Regions from separate parts of the Homo sapiens genome. Here region 1 is linked to region 2. Evidence: chromatin loops called from intact Hi-C (ENCODE). Cell type or tissue: K562. All regions are shown on one strand. Links, peaks and the distances in the headings refer to the core of each region. The heading gives the core; the rest is flanking DNA.

Region 1 (8,435 bases), core at 1,717-6,716, 990 kb after region 2:
ACCTTCGCGGTGAGTGTTATAGCTCTTAAGACAGCGCGTCTGGAGTTGTTTGTTCCTCTCAGTGAGCTTGTGGTCTCGCTAGGCTCTGAAGTGAAGCTGCAGATCTTCACGGTGAGTGGTACAGCTCATAAAAGCAATGTGGACCCAAAAAGCGAGCAGCAACAAGATTTATTGCAAAAAACGAAAAGAACAAAGCTTCCACGGTGTGGAAAACAATCCCCGCGAGTTGTCAATGCTGGCTCGGGCAGCCTGCTTTTATTCTCTTATCTGGCCCCACCCACATCCTGCTGATTGGTAGAGCCAAGTGGTCTGTTTTGTCAGGGCGCTGATTGGTGCGTTTACAATCCCTGAGCTAGATACAAAGGTTCTCCATGTCCCCATCAGATTAGTTAGACACAGAGTTTCACCACACAAGTTCTCCAAGGCCCCACCAGAGCAGCTAGATATAGAGTGTTAATTGGTGCATTCACAAACCTTGAGCTAAACACAGGGTGCTGATTGGTGTGTTTACAAACCTTGAGCTAGATACAGAGTGCTGATTGGTGTATTTACAATCCCTGAGCTAGACATAAAGGTTCTTCATGTCCCCACCAGAGCAGCTAGATACAGAGTGTTGATTGGTGCACTCACAAACCTTGAGCTAAACACAGGGTGCTGATTGGTGTATTTACAATCCCTGAGCTAGACATAAAGGTTCTCCAAGGCCCCACCAGAGCAGCTAGATACAGAGTGTCGATTGGTGCACTCACAAACCTTGAGCTAGACACAGGGTGCTGATTGGTGTGTTTACAATCCCTGAGCTAGATATAAAGACTCTCCACATCCCCACCAGACTCAGGAGCCCAGCTGGCTTCACCTAGTGGATCCCACACTGGGGCTGCAGGTGGAGCTGCTTGCCAGTCCTGCGCGTGTGCTCACATTCCTCAGCCCTTGGGTGGTCGATGGGACTGGGCGCCGTGGAGCAGGGGGTGGTGCTCGTCGGGGAGGCTCGGGCGGCACAGGAGCCCATGGAGTGGGTGGGAGGCTCAGGCATGGCGGGCTGCAGGTCCCGAGCCCTGCCCTGCGGGAAGGCTGCTAAGGCTCGGTGAGAAATCGAGCACAGCACCGATGGGCTGGTACTAGTGGGGGACCCAGTACACCCTCCGCAGCCACTAGCCCGGGTGCTAAGTCCCTCATTGCCCGGGGCCAGCAGGGCTGGCCGGCTGCTCCCAGTGCGGGGCCCGCCAAGCCCAGGCCCACCCGGAACTCCAGCTGGCCAGCAAGCGCCACACGCAGCCCTGGTTCCCGCTCGTGCCTCTCCCTCCACACCTCCCTGCAAGCTGAGGGAGTGGGCTCCAGCCTTGGCCAGCCCAGAAAGGGGCTCCCACAGTGCAGCGGCGGGCCGAAGGGCTCCTCAAGTGCCGCCAAAGTGGGAGCCCAGGCAGAGGAGGCGCCGAGAGCGAGCGAGGGCTGTGAGGACTGCCAGCACGCTGTCACCTCTCACCTGGAGGAATGTGCGGGCAAGAGTGAAAATTCACACATGAACCTCAACTGCTCTGGTATCGATTTTCTGAAATGACAGTTTAGAGGCTGACAATTCACAATTCTTTCACTTGGTCAAGTTTCTAATATATTTTTGTTTATTTTTATTTATTTATTGTCAACACCTCAAAATTGGGATATTTCACAAAGAAGAGTCAGATTTCTAGCTTTTATTGAAAAACTAGGAGATCTGGCCATACTGGGCCCATACTTGCAGGCAAAACAACCAGCTAAACTGAGCAGTGGTAGCTGCTCCCTTGATGCAGCGTCTGAGTGCTCCTGTTTGCCATAGCTGCCACCACTCCATACTGCTTCCAACAGTGATGCTGAGTGCCAGTAAGCATATATCTTTGCACCTAAAGAAACATTTATTTGTACTTATGGCTCTTTCAAGTGTGGGAATATAAAAAATGAACTTATGAGACCTATGTTTTTCCAGAAAAAAAAAAAAGGAAGCCAGAGAATGCTCTGATGTGCTTAATAGGACAACAGATGTCCAAACATCTCACCCCTACTGGCAAGACCTCATTGCGCACGGACTAGTAACAGTAAAACTTCTTCAGTGAAGGCTGAGCAGGGGATGAGGTTGGGGAGCCAAATTTGAGTCTTGACAGAGGAACACAGCCTGAGCAAGGAGGTGGCCAAGGAAGCTGCATCACAGTGACCGAATGGCTGGGGAGAAGCACCTCTGTGAAACGGATGAGACGAATCCGTGAATCAATCCTTGAAAGTCAGATGGGCATTAATTGAACATGCTGATCACTTCTAATCTTAGCTACTAAGCAGGAAGCCTCATCCTTGCACAGAACTGAATTTGATGTGTCAAGAAAAGAAAGGCAACCGGTCAACCCCGGAGTGAGCCACCTACTAGCCTATTTGAAATTGAGATGCTTTAAACAACACAGCTGGAAGGCAGAGGGAAATGCAAAACCAAAGGAAAGTCCATGTGCTTTGCAGCTGGGTCATCAAAGAGAATTCCTGTGGCTGCCAAAAAGAAAAATGGAGGAAAAGAAAAAAGCCTAAGTCAACCCCCGTCTCCCTCCAAAATAAAACAAGCAGTGTGTCCATTTTTCAATCTGGGCAGACCACTTCCCTAGGGTAAGAACATAACACACTTTGTCACTCACGGAATGTGACAGGAAGAGGGGGAGGGACCAGGCCCCAGGAGTCAGTTTTAGTTTCCACCCTGTCCCAAGGCAGGGGACAGAAAGAACCACGCCTTTATACACAAACATCCTGGACAGATCAAAGTAGAGTCATAGATTTTATTTAATTAAAATAGATTAAAAACAGACTGTGTAAAAGAATTAGAATTCTCAATAATTTACTATTATTTACATTAGCAAATGTCGGTCGTTAGTAGACACTGAGCAGAGAAGCTTGAAGAACGGGGATCCTCTCCTGTGGGCAGGGGAGCCCCAGCTTCCCTCGTGATTCCCGTCCTTTCAAGTTCATTATGGCAGCTCTGTCAATGAGCACCCCAGGGTGGTGTGGCCGCAGCACCAGGACCCGCGCTGAAGGCCCAGAGACCTGGCAGGCCGGGAAGAAATTCCTTTCCTTTGGGAAGAACCACCAACGCTCAGTCCAAGCTCACACGGTTATCTAGTCGGCAATGCCTTCCCTGCCCTGCAGCCAATACCCCCCACTGTGCTGGGCCTTCTGCAAATACTCCTGGGGTTGACCCAAACCCAGTTTCCAGATAAAAGATAAAAAGAAAAAAAAAAAGGCCACATATCCCAGTTCTCAGAGAAATCCTGGATTACTAAACATCCCCTGCCTGTGGCACCTGGAATGGGTGACTTGTCAAAATCTCCCTCAAGACGTTTTGTGCGTTTGCCGTGGGAGGGAATGGTGGGGAGTCAGGGTGGCTGGGGGGCACTAGGCCACTTCACCAAGAGGGATGCACCTCCCAGGAAGCAGTAGCAGTGAGAGCGAGCCCCACAGGAACTGTCCCTGCCCTGGCAGTGCGCAGCCCTGTGGGCACCAAGCAGGGAGTGAAGACCCTCAGAACACAGGCCCTGTGGCCTCCGGCTGTGACCTCAGCTTGCTGGAGACTCTGCGGTCAGCCTGGCCCACTAGGAGCCCCTGCTGCTCCACTTGCAGGACACCCAGGCCTCCTGGCGTCAGTGGGGCCTGGGACGTCTGGGAGTTCCAGAGCTGGGGCAGCAGCTGTGACCATGGGGGCCAGCACAGTGGACAGCATCAGAGCTGGCAGTGAACAGCTGAGGCGGGGGAGGCCTGATAGAGAGGTTCAGTCCCAAATGTCTGTCTCGAAGGGGACCAGGTGGTAATATGACAGGTTGGTGACGTAGGCTGCTGGGTCGTCCCCGTCCTCCAGCTCTGAGGGAAACTCACTGCCATTCTCAAATCTGAAATTAGAGAAACCAGAGGTGAGGGGTGGCTCATTGTTGGGATCAACACCAAACACCCGCCGGGACCATGAGCATGACTTTCAATGCCCGCTAGTAAGTGTGCAAAAAAACCACGGCTACAAATGAACTGGTGAGCTGGCTCCTGCTCTGAGACTGCCAGAGCTTCTGGTTTCCACTGCCTTGGAGACTGCTGTCTGCATTTGCTTAGACAACCCTTAGCGAGGCCTTCATCCATTCCTTCATTCATGGAGTGCTGATTTTCACCTCTTGTTCTGTGCCCAGCACCGCGTCAGGCTGTGGGATCAGCAGTGAACAAGGCAGGCAGGGTCTGTCCTCAGGGAAGAGGCGCCTGCCTCGTGCTGGGCCCTGGGGACAGCTGAGAGAGGAGTGGTCACGAGCTCACAGCCTGACCGCAGCAGAGATGACACACGGACGCACAGGAGGCTGCGAGGGAACAGGAGGCTGGAGAAGAGCCGGCGAGGCCCGTGGAGGTCACGGGGGGAGACACCTTCTAGCGGGGAAGCCTGCATGTGGGTACGTGTTTCATTCGCGCTCTGGCAGATGAGAAGCATCCGAACATGGGGGACTTACATGGGGTGTGGAGAACTAGGGAAGAATACAAACCCCAAACATAAGGGGACGTAAAAGCCCGCGATACTGACTCCCCACACACTGGAACTGTTTCTACTCCCTCTGCAGCCCAGGCAGACTTCCTACGTTAAGAAAAGAGACTCCAGGTCTTTAAAAATGCGTAACAGAGAAAAGCACAAGAAGGACATTCTCCCCAGGAAGGGGGACAGAGCTGTACGGCTCGTGGGATTTTCCTCCACCTATGAATCAGCCCAAACCCAGCAGGCCGCGTGGGAGTGTGGACAGAGGCAAGCAGCTGCCCCGCCCTCCTGGGAGCCACCTCGGGGCTGCCTCCTGTGCCGCCCCCAGTGACTGAAGGTGGCCCTGGCCCGTGGACAACTGTGGGAACTCAGCCATCTCTGGAAAGCTTTGCCATGACCAAGATGACTGCACAGTCCAGGCCCCTGGCCGGACACACAACAAGGCAGGGCGAGCATATGTCCCCCACAAACCTAGTACATCGTGCGAATCCCGCTGACCTCAAGGGACAGGGCTGTGAAGACAGCTTTAAGGCATTTGGATAAGAAAGGCTGAGGCTGCAGAGGAAGGCCTCCCCTCTGACTCCATGGCCAGGCCTGGAGTGTGGTGTCAGCCCCCGCCTCGGCTTCCCTATGCTCACGGTCCTGGCAACACGAGGCTGGGACAGAGGCCGCGGCACAAAGAGCCCTAGCTGTGGGTGGGAAAGCTATGGGGGGCTCACGGAGACAGAGCAGCTCTCCAACTTCATCCAGGGAATGAAATCTCTTCCCCAGACCAGGGCTGGATGGAAACCCAAGGGGGAACCTTGGGCGTGCCGAAAGGTTCAAGCCAGTCGAGGGACAGAGCCACAGCGCCACCTCAAACAGTGTCCCACCACCTGCCCGTCCTCCCTGCCCAGATCACAGGATGACCCTGAGGACATGAGGAGGGAGGGGGACCGGGATGCTCAGGGAAAATGAGTCATGGGGCTAAGGCTCCCTGAGGTCCCCACAGAACCGCCCAGTGCCTCGGCCCTGGATGACCTCCCAGAAGCCAGGCAATCCCTTCGCCAGCTGAGACTGTCACCTGCAGAGCCCCAGAAGTCCCCACTGGCCCCATCTCTATCAGATACATCCATTCCCTGAGTGCAGGTGGGTCTCTGGGCCCTGGCACTGGTGCCCACTTGCCCCTGGGGCCAGACTCGGGGCAGCCTGCTGAGACTCTGCTGTGGGGGCCCTGCTGTGGGCCCGGCGGCACTGGGCTCACAGGCTCGGGCCAGACAATCAGCCTCGGGTGCCAGGGAGGACAGCCACGCAGGGAGGTGAAGCCTCCAGTTCCACAAAGGGTGTCTGTGCTCTTGGTCGCTGTCAACCCCCCACCCGACAGCCGGTGCCGTGTAGAAACAGATCGTCCCTGTGAGACACTGGAGCTGGACCATCGACTCCACTGCACTGCCCGAGATTGAGGAGCCAGAGAAAGGCCCGGCAAGCCCAAGTCGGAACTCCCTCCAGATGCTCCCGAGCCCCATGGCGGCAGGCGTTTCTTTGTTAGGCTTTTCTGGGGTCATGGAGATTTTCTCGGCCCTCTCTGTGAGCCAGGCATCCCGGAGCAGGTGGCCGCCTATTCAAGACCTGTCACTCCTGTGCACATGCAGTCAGTCCCGGGCAGCTGCAAGAGCCACACCTCTGGCCCGGCTTTCTTCCCTCCGTGTGTTTCTCCTCAGCTCCAGCCTGCTCACAGTTGAACCTGCCTCCTAAATCTGGCCTCATTCCAGGGTGCCAAGGGCCTCTTGGATATAGAAAGGGGTCCCCTTGCAAACACTGCAGACTCAGAGCCTGCACAACTGGTGATGAGGAAGGGTCTCCATCTGTCTTCTCCCCAAGACAGTGCCTGGCCAGTAACTACCCCTGCCAAGCTAAAGGGCCTCTTTCTTTCATCCATGACTACACTCCAGCCTTGTACCTCCACGGTGCCAGCCTGTTGGCATGGGGGACCCATAGGTAATGAGTGAATGAGCTATGTACAGTGGGGTCAGGGCAAGGGACACAAAAGGGCAAGGCAGGTCAGGAAAGCTGCGGCCTTGGCCCCACCGGCACAGCCTCTGCCACCAGCAGCTCATGACCCCTCTACTGGGAAGGATTCTCGCACCATCTACCCGGGAGACACACTGGTAAAGACGGGGTCTGTTAGCAGGAGCCAGTCCCACAAGCCTGACAGGGACCCCCCCATGCTCAGTCATGGAGCAGGGATTCAGCAGAGGAGGCCCAGGCCGCCGGCTGGGGCCCAGGTTCACGCTGGGGTCACAGCCCTGCCGCCCACAGGCCCGGATGTGGGCCTCGGCACATGTGGCCGGCTCTAGTTTCAATCTGCTGCTATGGAGGGCTAGCAAATGCGTGGGGCAAGACCCGGGCCATCCCCAGGCTATGTCATTCCTGGGCCCACAGGGAGACTCTGCATCCAGAGCTGCCTCTGTGGGACTCTCAAGCGGGATGTTTTACACTCACCATCTGTGGTCTTCAACACAACCCGTGGTGGGACAGCAGAATGGTCCCGTGAAGGTAAGAGAAGTCAGGAAAGGTTAAATAACTTTCTGAGCTCATACAGCCAAGGAGCAGTCTGGATTTGGCTGTGTCAGGAAACAGAGGCCAAGCTGTCTGGGGACCCTGGTGCCCCCAGAATTCACCAAGAAGATGCCTGGAGGAGAGCCAAGGCTGAAGATGCTGCCGACCCCAGTGCCGGGCTCTCTAGAGCATGTGTTACAGTCAAATCAGAGACAGAAAGAGCGGAGAAGACAGTGGTGGCTTTGGCTGTCCAGCCTCAGTAATCAGATACATCCTACACCTTCAGCACAGGGCCAGGCAGCCTTGAGGCAAACATGTCCCCATCTCAGGGAATCAGGACCATTGAGTGTGAGGCATGTGGCCCTCCTGGCCCTGGAGACAGCATCACACCCCTCAGGGCCCCACACGAACCAGGCCCCTAGCCCTGCAACGTCTCCTAAATGCCCCTCAGAGCCAGCAACTCCATCTTCCACAGATTCACTCATCAAGATCTCACCAGACTCTAGGAAAGGCAAACTTCTAAAATCAGTGTCCAAATGCAGGTAGGAACTGCTGGGTGGCTCTGGGCACCCACTTCCTTCCATAAGAACAGTGAGCCCCCATCCCACAAGGCAAATGGCTCAGGACAGTCTATGAAACGATATTCAAATCAGCATACTTACAAATGCTCTGTTGGGTCCACGCCCAGCTGCTGGTCTCTTCCATTTGGTATACTGTGGTCAATAACTATTGTTTCGGTATTTGCTAAACAAAATCCATTGGACCTCATGATTTCTGAAAACCAAAGCAACAAGGTGAGTCCTCAGGAGGGGTCGGAGCTTGAGGTTTTGGAGTTTGGAACTTACTCCCATCTCCCTGCTTTCTCCTCCACCTGTTGCCCGTGCCTCTCTTCCACACCGTAAGAGAATGCCGTGCACCCGAGACCCATTCAGAGCTCTGCCGCACAAAGTCAGGGAAGAGGTCAATCCCCGCAGGAGCCAGGCCTGCTGTGTGTCTCTCCCAAGACAAAGATGCTCTGCTGCCTGAGTACGCTCTCCATATGCCCTTCGCTGTGGGCTTCAAGCTGGAGTACAAAGAAGGAGTACTGGGCTCAAATCTGTGAGTCTGCGTGTGAGAGCAGAGCTATGGCACAGTGACATGTGGCTCTGCCCAGGGTACCTCTCCTTGCTGAGCTCTCACTGTGGCTGAGACATGAGTAACAATATTGACTGCCCTGGGTTGTTGTTCTGACTGAATGAAATCAGTGTGCATTTTATTCTTATTTCAATAGTTTTGGGGTTACAGGTGGGTCTTGGTTACACGGATAAGTTCTTTAGCGGTGATTTCTGAGATTTTGGTGGATCCATCACCCAAGCAGGGTACACTATACCCAGTAAGTAGTCTTTTATCCCTC
Region 2 (8,435 bases), core at 1,162-6,161:
AAGCATATATTCACAACTGCAGTAGTATGTTACCTTTATTTTTCTTTCAGCAGTTTTTTGAAGTAAACTTCATCATCTGACTGCAGGGGTTAATGAATATTCTAGTGCTTCTCACACTCTGATGTGCACATACATGAGTCATTCAGGAACCCTGATGATATGCAGATTCCTATTCAGCAGGTTGGATGGGGCCCGAGAGCCTGCATTTGTAGCCAGCTCCCAGGGAATGCTTGAGGCCCAGGCAGGAGCCACTCTGAGCAATCAGATTCCAGCTTGTGATGATGTTTGCATCACACATAAAACAGCACCTGTCAAAGCTTAGAATATGTAAAACAAACAAAACTAAGTTCAAATTAAGGCACTCTTTCTTAGATGATTCAGAAGGAACTTCAGAATTTGGGCAATGCCTCTTAGCCATCATTACAAACAATTCTTCCCGTATTAGAGCCATTTCAGTAATAACAGACAAGTCCTGACATACAAGAATCAGGTTGCCTTCTTCTTCATAAAGGGACAGAAAGCACCCAGAACTACAGGTATTTTTCTCTCATTTTTGATACTCTGATCTGAAGGTAAATGAAGAAAGCCAGGGCATGTCAGGCCACTTTGACTGCTTAAAATTGATTCTGCCAGTCTAGAAATGATTAAAATTCCAATCTTGGAAGCTCTTGGGAAAAATATACAAACGCTATATTATTCCAAATATTCTGCTATATGAAGGCTGGCCCTATTCATCACATTGTTTAAATATTTGAAATAAGTACATTAATCATTATCCTCACTTCTAAGACATCAAAGACAAAATTATGCCTAAAATGTATTGGTAATAACTAGTACACAATTGAGAATGGACATGTCTCATGTGAAGGATACAAAGAAATACAGAGAATGATCCCCATGGGGACGGAGCTGCAGCTTTTCAGGAATGGAGGTCCAAACCCATGACATAGTATTTATCACACAGGGCCCCAAAACTATGCACACACCTGGCTCAGCGTATGTAGTCGATGCAAACTGGGGAGGTAAAATTAGAATCAACTGTGGTGGGATTTAAATCTGGCCTTGAAGGATTTCAAAAGGCATAGAAGAGGAGAGAGAATGAGAGCAGGTTTGGGGAGAAACAATGAAGCGGAACAGAAATTAAGGTTTTGGATCATGTCTCTAACAGACAAATTGCTAATTTAATCCTCCCAATAATCCTGCAAGGTTGGCATTATTACACCAATTTGGTGAACCAAGAACTGAAACTCAGAAAAGCTAAATGACTGAGGTCACACAGCCGGTAGGTGGTCTCCAAGGGGATTTGAATTTGGGCCTGTTTGATATCAAAGTCCATCATCAGTCCACCCTAAACCAGCACGCCCCAAAGCACATCTCATAGCTCCCTAAAATGTTAATAATGAGTCAGGAAAAAGAAAAGGTCAGAAGTCAAATAAATTTTGAAAGCTCTCAGGATAAATAATAATACTGTTACAGATATAAGTTAACATTTATTACATGCTTCCCGTGTGCTTGCTTTAAAATATTTGTTATTATTGCTGTTGCTGTTGTTGTTTTTGAGATGGAGTCTCGCTCTGTCACCCAGGCTGCAGCGCAATGGCGCGATCTCGGCTCACTGCAACCTCCGCCTCCCAGGTTCAAGCAAATCACCTGCCTCGGCCTCCCAAGTAGCTGGGACTACAGGCACCTGCCACCACACCCAGCTAATTTTTTAACAGAAACCTCTCAGGGCCTTTAACACTCTAACCTGCATTGAAAATCTCTAATATTATGTGTTGGAATAATATTAAAAATCTCACATAAGAGAATATTGATCATGCAAAAACATAATACTGAAATAGATAATGGGAAGTAGACTCTGATGGGTTTCAATGATAAGTCATTATGTTATGGTGAACTAGCTTCAGAGCTAGACTGTATGCCTGGTGGCTTTCCATTCTTCCTGACATCCCCAGCTAATTTCATTTAAAAATACACTCTAACAGACTGTGGCAATTCTCAGGGGAAAAGGACAGAAACTGGAAGGTGGAAACACAGCTTCTGCTGTGGTATCTAACAGCTAGGTAAGTCAGGTCTGGTGGTTTGGCATTTGACATATTAAGACACAAAGGTTCTGGACAAGACACCAAAGGAATCTCTCCTGCCCCTTTTGTTAGTAACTGCTGTAATTTCCTAATTTATAAATCTTTGTACACTGTCTGCATCAGGTGTAAAGTAGCCATCCATCACCTGGCTCTCATGACATACTGAGTTGCGTTCCTCCAATAAAATAGTCTCTGCCTTCTCTCATGTTCTACGAAGCCTATGTTGCTAAGTTCTTATGCACATCAAATAATACACCTGTAATCCCAGCACTTTGGGAGGCCGAGGTGGGCAGATCACGAGGTCAAGAGATCGAGACCATCCTGGCCAACATGGTGAAACCCCATCTCTACCAGAAATACAAAAACTAGCTGCGCGTGGTGGCGCCCGCCTGTAGTCCCAGCTACTCGGGAGGCAAAGGCAGGAGAATCGCTTGAACCCGGGAGGCGGAGGTTGCAGTGAGCCGAGATCGTGCCACCGCACTCCAGCCTGGCGACAGAGCGAGACGCCATCTCAGAAAATAACAAAAAATAACAATAAAACGATCCTACCATTATGCCTTGCTTAATGCTTTTGATTTTCCAAGGCATTTTCACACCTGTGACCTTGGTAGTACATGGGCATCTTATTCTTGCTGGACTGGATGAAGTTCCATTCTCCTTCTTCAGTCTCTGATGGTAACTCATCTGTTCACATCCTTAGAGGACAGTTGGGGTGGGGAGGAACGAACACATTCTGCAGTCATACCAGTAGGAATGAAAAGGAGAGATGTAAGATACATTTCAAGAAATCATGTGCAGAATTTGGTATCTGACAGAATATGACAGGGAGGGAGGGGGAGTCCATAGCTCCAGGCAATGTGGCATCAAGATGCTAGGATCCCAGGCCAGTGCCTGAGAAACCTGACAGCATCACCCACAGAAAGAAATTAAGTGTGGAAAGACATGAAAGAAGAAAATGTCCTTCAGGAAACTAGATCTGTAGGACTCTGAGCAGGAAAGATATTGGGTCACAGACAATATGCCCTATAAATTACTAGAATGGTAGATGGTGTAAAGTTTAGCTACATTAGTAGTAAGAGTGTATTGTTTTGTTCATGTAGCTTTTTTTTTTTTCTCTAAGCCAAGCAGTGTGTTAACTGCTTTATACAACAACTCTGCTGGGGGTGGGGTGCCGGGGGCGGGTGGGGGGGGGGTGGTCAATGTTATTAACCCCAGATGAGGAAATACTTGAGAGAGGCTAAATAATATCCTTGATGTCATAGAAGTAGCAAGAGGCAGAAACGAAATTCCAGCTGGTGGTCTTATGTGAAACTAGATTGCACAGTAAGAATGTGTCACATTATAACTTCTCATTATTAGGCAAAACATGTGAGTAGGCAACCCTGCAAAACTAGCAAGTGGGTGACACTATAAAAAGCTAAACAGGATAAATTTTGGATTACCCACCTTCCTGATCTATCTTTAGTGAAATGTCAGTTCCACTCTGTAGTCAAGACTTATGACTAACAGAGTACTGAGCATAGGAAACATCTTAATACATTGTTTAATGAAACAAAGTATTTTAGAGCATGCTGGCAAACTGCATTTAGTTTATAATCTTCCAGCCTTATTCTATATGCATGAGGGAATCATTAGTTCCAGTGTAGTCTTTCCTAGCAGCTTCTGTGTCTACGAACAGAGAGCTGAGAGTGGCCTGACATTCGTTCCAACAATTAGGATTAGCTTAAAATGCTGGGACTTCACTGCATTGCCGCAGTAACTTTTGCAGCTTTTCCCCACTGGAGGTCACTGTCACCTTGCAGTTGCAGAGAAGAACCTCAATTTGTGGTGGTAAAGAAAGTGGACGTTTTCATCTATCTAGGCTGGCTGTAGTTGCTTAAAGAAATCAACCAACCAACCAAAGCAACAATCATTAAAACATACTTCAGATCATGTGGCAAAAAACTGTCCTTAGAAAATTCATCACTGATAGCGCTTGTTTTCAAATAATGTTTCATCTTGACACTTTTTAATTTTTAGGTTACTATAACAGTAGATACATGTTATTATATATTTGTCCAAACCCACAGAATGTGCAGCAACAAGAGTGAACCCTAATGTGAACCATGGACTCTGAGTGATAATGATATGTTAATGTAAGTTTATCCATTGTAAAATATGTCCCACTCTATTGGGATTGTTAATAGTTGATAAATATTTTGAATTCAGTTAAAATTTCTACAAAGAGACCCAAGCACCTGTTTCATATGTTGGGCAAGCGAATGCATTCAAAGATCAGATGGTATATAGCTTCATAACTTTGAGCCAATTCCTGACCTCACTAAGCCTCAGTTTGCTCACCTAAAAGGTAGAGATAAGAATTCTACCAACTTCGGCCAGGCACAGTGGCTCACACCTGGAATCCCAACACTTTGGGAGGCCAAGGCAGGCAGATCACTACTGGAGAGCCTGACCAGAACCAACACAGTGTCTTTTGTGCAGTGGTGGCTCAGTAATGATTTGCTGAGTAAATTAATACAGAATCTAGGCATAAATATTTAAAGGAAAGCTGAGACACTAAGGAATCTTGGGTGAGTCCATCTGACTTTTCCCGGACTTTCAGTTTCTCTTCAGAGAAGGGTTTGAATGAGCTGACCCCCGAAGTTCCTACGCATTAAGGTCCCTAATCTTTGAGTTACAACCTGTGGGTCAGAGCACAGCCTTCAGTGTCCCATTCACTATGGAAACGCCATGACAACCTGTGTGCATCTGAAACCCCAAGTGGAGGCAGCCATGAGTCATGGATTATGTTTATACTGGTATCCAATTGAGCACATAGCATACTATCACCCTCAATGGACTGGCAAATCAGATACTTTTCCCCATTAAAAATGGCAAATGAGGTTTTAAAAAATCATTACAATTAATACAAAATGCCAGGAGGCACTGTACAGGTTGTATCTCCATATTTAAGAAGACCTAGGGCCTAAATATACTTAAGCACATAAGAGAAATGTACTGATAGCAGTACTAACATACAGCATTTTACATTTTACAAAGAACTTTCACACATGCATGGTACTTTATTTGGCCCTAAGAGCAACCCTGTGCAGTAGAGGGGGCTGCAGAAACTGACCTGCATATACTGTTGTGTAAAGAACTTAAAGAACTCCACTGGGAGGGCAGGGCCAGGACTGGAAGCTGCATCTCCTGACCCCAGTGATTCAGCTTGAACAGGATGTTTAACTGTGAAGCACGAAGTTGGGTATAGCAGGACAATCCTTCATGGTGGCATAGAGTGCAAGCTAGGTGCCCACCATGGGGTTCAAAGCCCAGCTCTTTTGCATGTGGGTTTTGGGCAGGTCAGTGAGCCTTCCTGGGTCTCCACTGTAAAGTGGAGGAAATAGTACCTACCTCATGGCTGACAGTGAGACTTTAAAGGCATCAGAATAGGTGCACCTCTCCTTGTCCTCCGCGCATGCTCTCCCCCACCTCTGCTCCAGCCAGTACTGTGGCAACCAGCTCCATAGAGGTCTAGTCTGAAAGTGCTTCACCTCAGGCCACTGCATTACGCCTTCTTCCCAGGGTTCTCTGGCATTGCTGCGGGACCTTCTTGGGAACTGGCATTTATGCATATGCAACTGAAAATGCCAGGGGGATAGTCACTCCACAAGACCCCCGATGGTGGAGATGGCGCCCGGGGAATCAGTGCCAATTGCCTGCTTCAGTCCTATGGGCAGGTGGCTCTGAGGTCATCCTGTCTGAAGTAGCCAGTTTGGCAACTCAACCTTGTTGGGGCTTCTTTCCTTCCCTGTTTCATACTCCTCCAGCCCCCACACCTATTCCCTGGAGTCAGTTCACAAAACAAGCCACCCTCACGCATGCTTGGGCTCTGCTTTCTGGTAGGAACTCAGGAATGACATCGTAGAGACATGGTGCTGGGCACATAAGAAATCCTACATAAACTTTACCTGTTCCTCATTTTCTATACTAAACGCTGCCTACGATCAGTCTTCTCCATGTCTGCTCTCTTGAAGGAAGTGGACTTTGTTGTTGTCACCATGTGGTGGGCAGAAAATGACAAATAAGTGAAAGGGCCAAATACCACAGGGCAAAGACCTGGAATAGCTTCCTGAGTCGGATGTCCAGAGACTGACTTTGGGCCACTTCATTGCAAGAGACTTTAGGTGGTTTTAGATCATACAGTAACAAACCGTTTTTAAAACTTATGTGTGTGTTACTGTGCATTAGAAATCTATAAATAAAACATCAAAACCATGATTTCACTTTATTTTTGCTTTGGCTAAAAATGTTTTAAATGACTCATATGAAAAATATTAATAGGAATAAAGATAGCATGTAAATATAGCAAAAATCATGATAGTGGTGTGTGAAAAAAAGATCTGGGAAACTAATAGATAAATGTGCCTTTTATAACCATTATGTTTTAGGTAAGTGGATAGGATCGTAGTTTGGGCATCTATATTTAGGAATTTTGTTATCAAGTATGCTAACCATTCTCTTACTTAGGTACACAGACTTGATTTGCCACATTTGTATTTTTGACGACGTTGTTCTAACTTTCAGGGAGAGCAAATAAAGGTCTTTTTCTCATATTAAAACAACAGAAATGGCATAAAACTATCATAATTTTAATTACTCTAAGAAGCTGAAACAACATACACATAAGTTGACTCATCTGTGCATTTGGTCAAGGACACTCAGAATTTACATGGGCAGGTACCTATACACAGTACATTGGAAAACCTTTTTACTGCTCTCTGTCTTGAATGGATATAGAGCACATTCATATCATAAATAGGATTCACTGATACCTCTAGAAAAGACAGTTCTTAAAACTGCTGTGCTTGTAGATATTTCAAAGACAATAGTTTGCTCACATTTCTAAATATTCATTAGCAATAAGAAAAGCTATGAGGACATGTTGTACACTCTAATTTAGGAGAGATTTTCTTCATGGCTAAAAAGTTGCAAAAACATTCTGAAATATACATCCACAATACTCCTAATTAACTCACACAACTTGTTGGCCTTTTCACTGGGAAATGCTCTGAGGGCTACAATCTCATAGCTTGAGTGAGTAACACATTCTTTTCCACATGGAAGATGAAAGCCCTTAGTATTTCCCATAGGAGAAATGTAGTCCTCTTGGCATCTCCCACAGGAGATACGATAAACAGCGAAAAATGATTAACACTTGGGCAACAGTGACTGCCTAAAAACACAGACTTAACTATGATGTTAGGTCAGACCTAAAGAGAATTATAATGTTTTATGATTGCTTACTTAAAAAAAAAACTCTTCCTTTCTTCCATCTCTTTCACTTTGTCCTCAACTAAGACAGATCAGATGATTGACAAGCCATTCCAAGATTGGGCAATTCCTCTTCATATGAACTTGATGCTCCAGAAATATTTGCTGTGGAAAGGTCCCCGGGAAAGGCGCAGGCCATGCGGAAAGGCTGACTCCTAGAGCTCTCCGACTTCTGAACACCAACAAGATGCCGAGTTGGTGGCTTCTTGTTGAATAAGAATAAATAAGGCATTTGACCCAGCCATCCCATTACTGGGTATATACCCAAAGGATTATAAATCATGCTGCTATAAAGACACATGCACACGTATGTTTACTGTGGCACTATTCACAATAGCAAAGACTTGGAACCAACCCAAATGTCCAACAATGATAGACTGGATTAAGAAAATGTGGCACATATACACCATGGAATACTATGCAGCCATAAAAAATGATGAGTTCATGTCCTTTGTAGGGACATGGATGAAATTGGAAATCATCATTCTCAGTAAACTATCGCAAGGACAAAAAACCGAACACCGCATGTTCTCACTCATAGATGGGAATTGAACAATGAGAACACGTGGACACAGGAAGGGGAACATCACACTCTGGGGACTGTTGTGGGGTGGGGGGAGGGGGGAGGGATAGCATTAGGAGATATACCTAATGCTAAATGACGAGTTAATGGGTGCAGCACACCAGCATGGCACATGTATACATATGTAACAAACCTGCACATTGTGCACATGTACCCTAAAACTTAAAGTATAATAATAAAAATAAATAAATAAGGCATTTATACACAGGTGTAGGGATAGATTGTCTAACTCCCCTAGAGAAATTTTTTTAACTGCATGCATTGTCAATGGGGCAATAGCACCCCAAAGGAATGAAAATTGGTTCTTCTGGGGGCATGTGAAGAAAATCTTACTCTTTTTACGTATAAAGCACAGAGGTACAAACAATGCATCAACAGCTATGCAGTATACATGTGGTATTAAAATTTAATGGGAGGAGTCAACTAAGGGGAAAAAACCCTAAAAAGTCTAGGAG

The links. Peaks named below come from ENCODE experiments on the same cell type or tissue, not always from the same donor. Only the 100,000 strongest peaks of a DNase experiment are listed, where the experiment ranks them.
Region 1: it touches region 2 in a loop (5-fold over the local background); 2 of 110 quality-filtered maps call a loop at or near these places.

Annotation. Positions count from the first base shown.
Region 1 is chr6:3,719,847-3,728,281 of GRCh38, forward strand. It overlaps PXDC1 (PX domain containing 1), which reads right to left. Exons shown (of 5, transcript NM_183373.4): 4 at 7,705-7,816; 5 at 2,773-3,890. The coding sequence ends at 3,773. It overlaps LOC100507336 (a long non-coding RNA gene), which reads right to left and starts at 231. Exons shown (of 4, transcript NR_187650.1): 1 at 1-231. RefSeq lists an enhancer at 4,129-4,667. In K562, for the core only: no CTCF peak of the experiment used is centred there; a DNase peak (open chromatin) is centred at 4,775; H3K27me3 peaks cover 4,543 bases.
Region 2 is chr6:2,734,715-2,743,149 of GRCh38, forward strand. All of the region lies in intron 2 of MYLK4 (myosin light chain kinase family member 4), which reads right to left. Among named protein-coding and RNA genes, the nearest start is that of MYLK4, 12 kb to the right of the region's middle. In K562, for the core only: a CTCF peak has its summit at 3,864 (motif pointing right); DNase peaks (open chromatin) are centred at 3,877 and 4,827.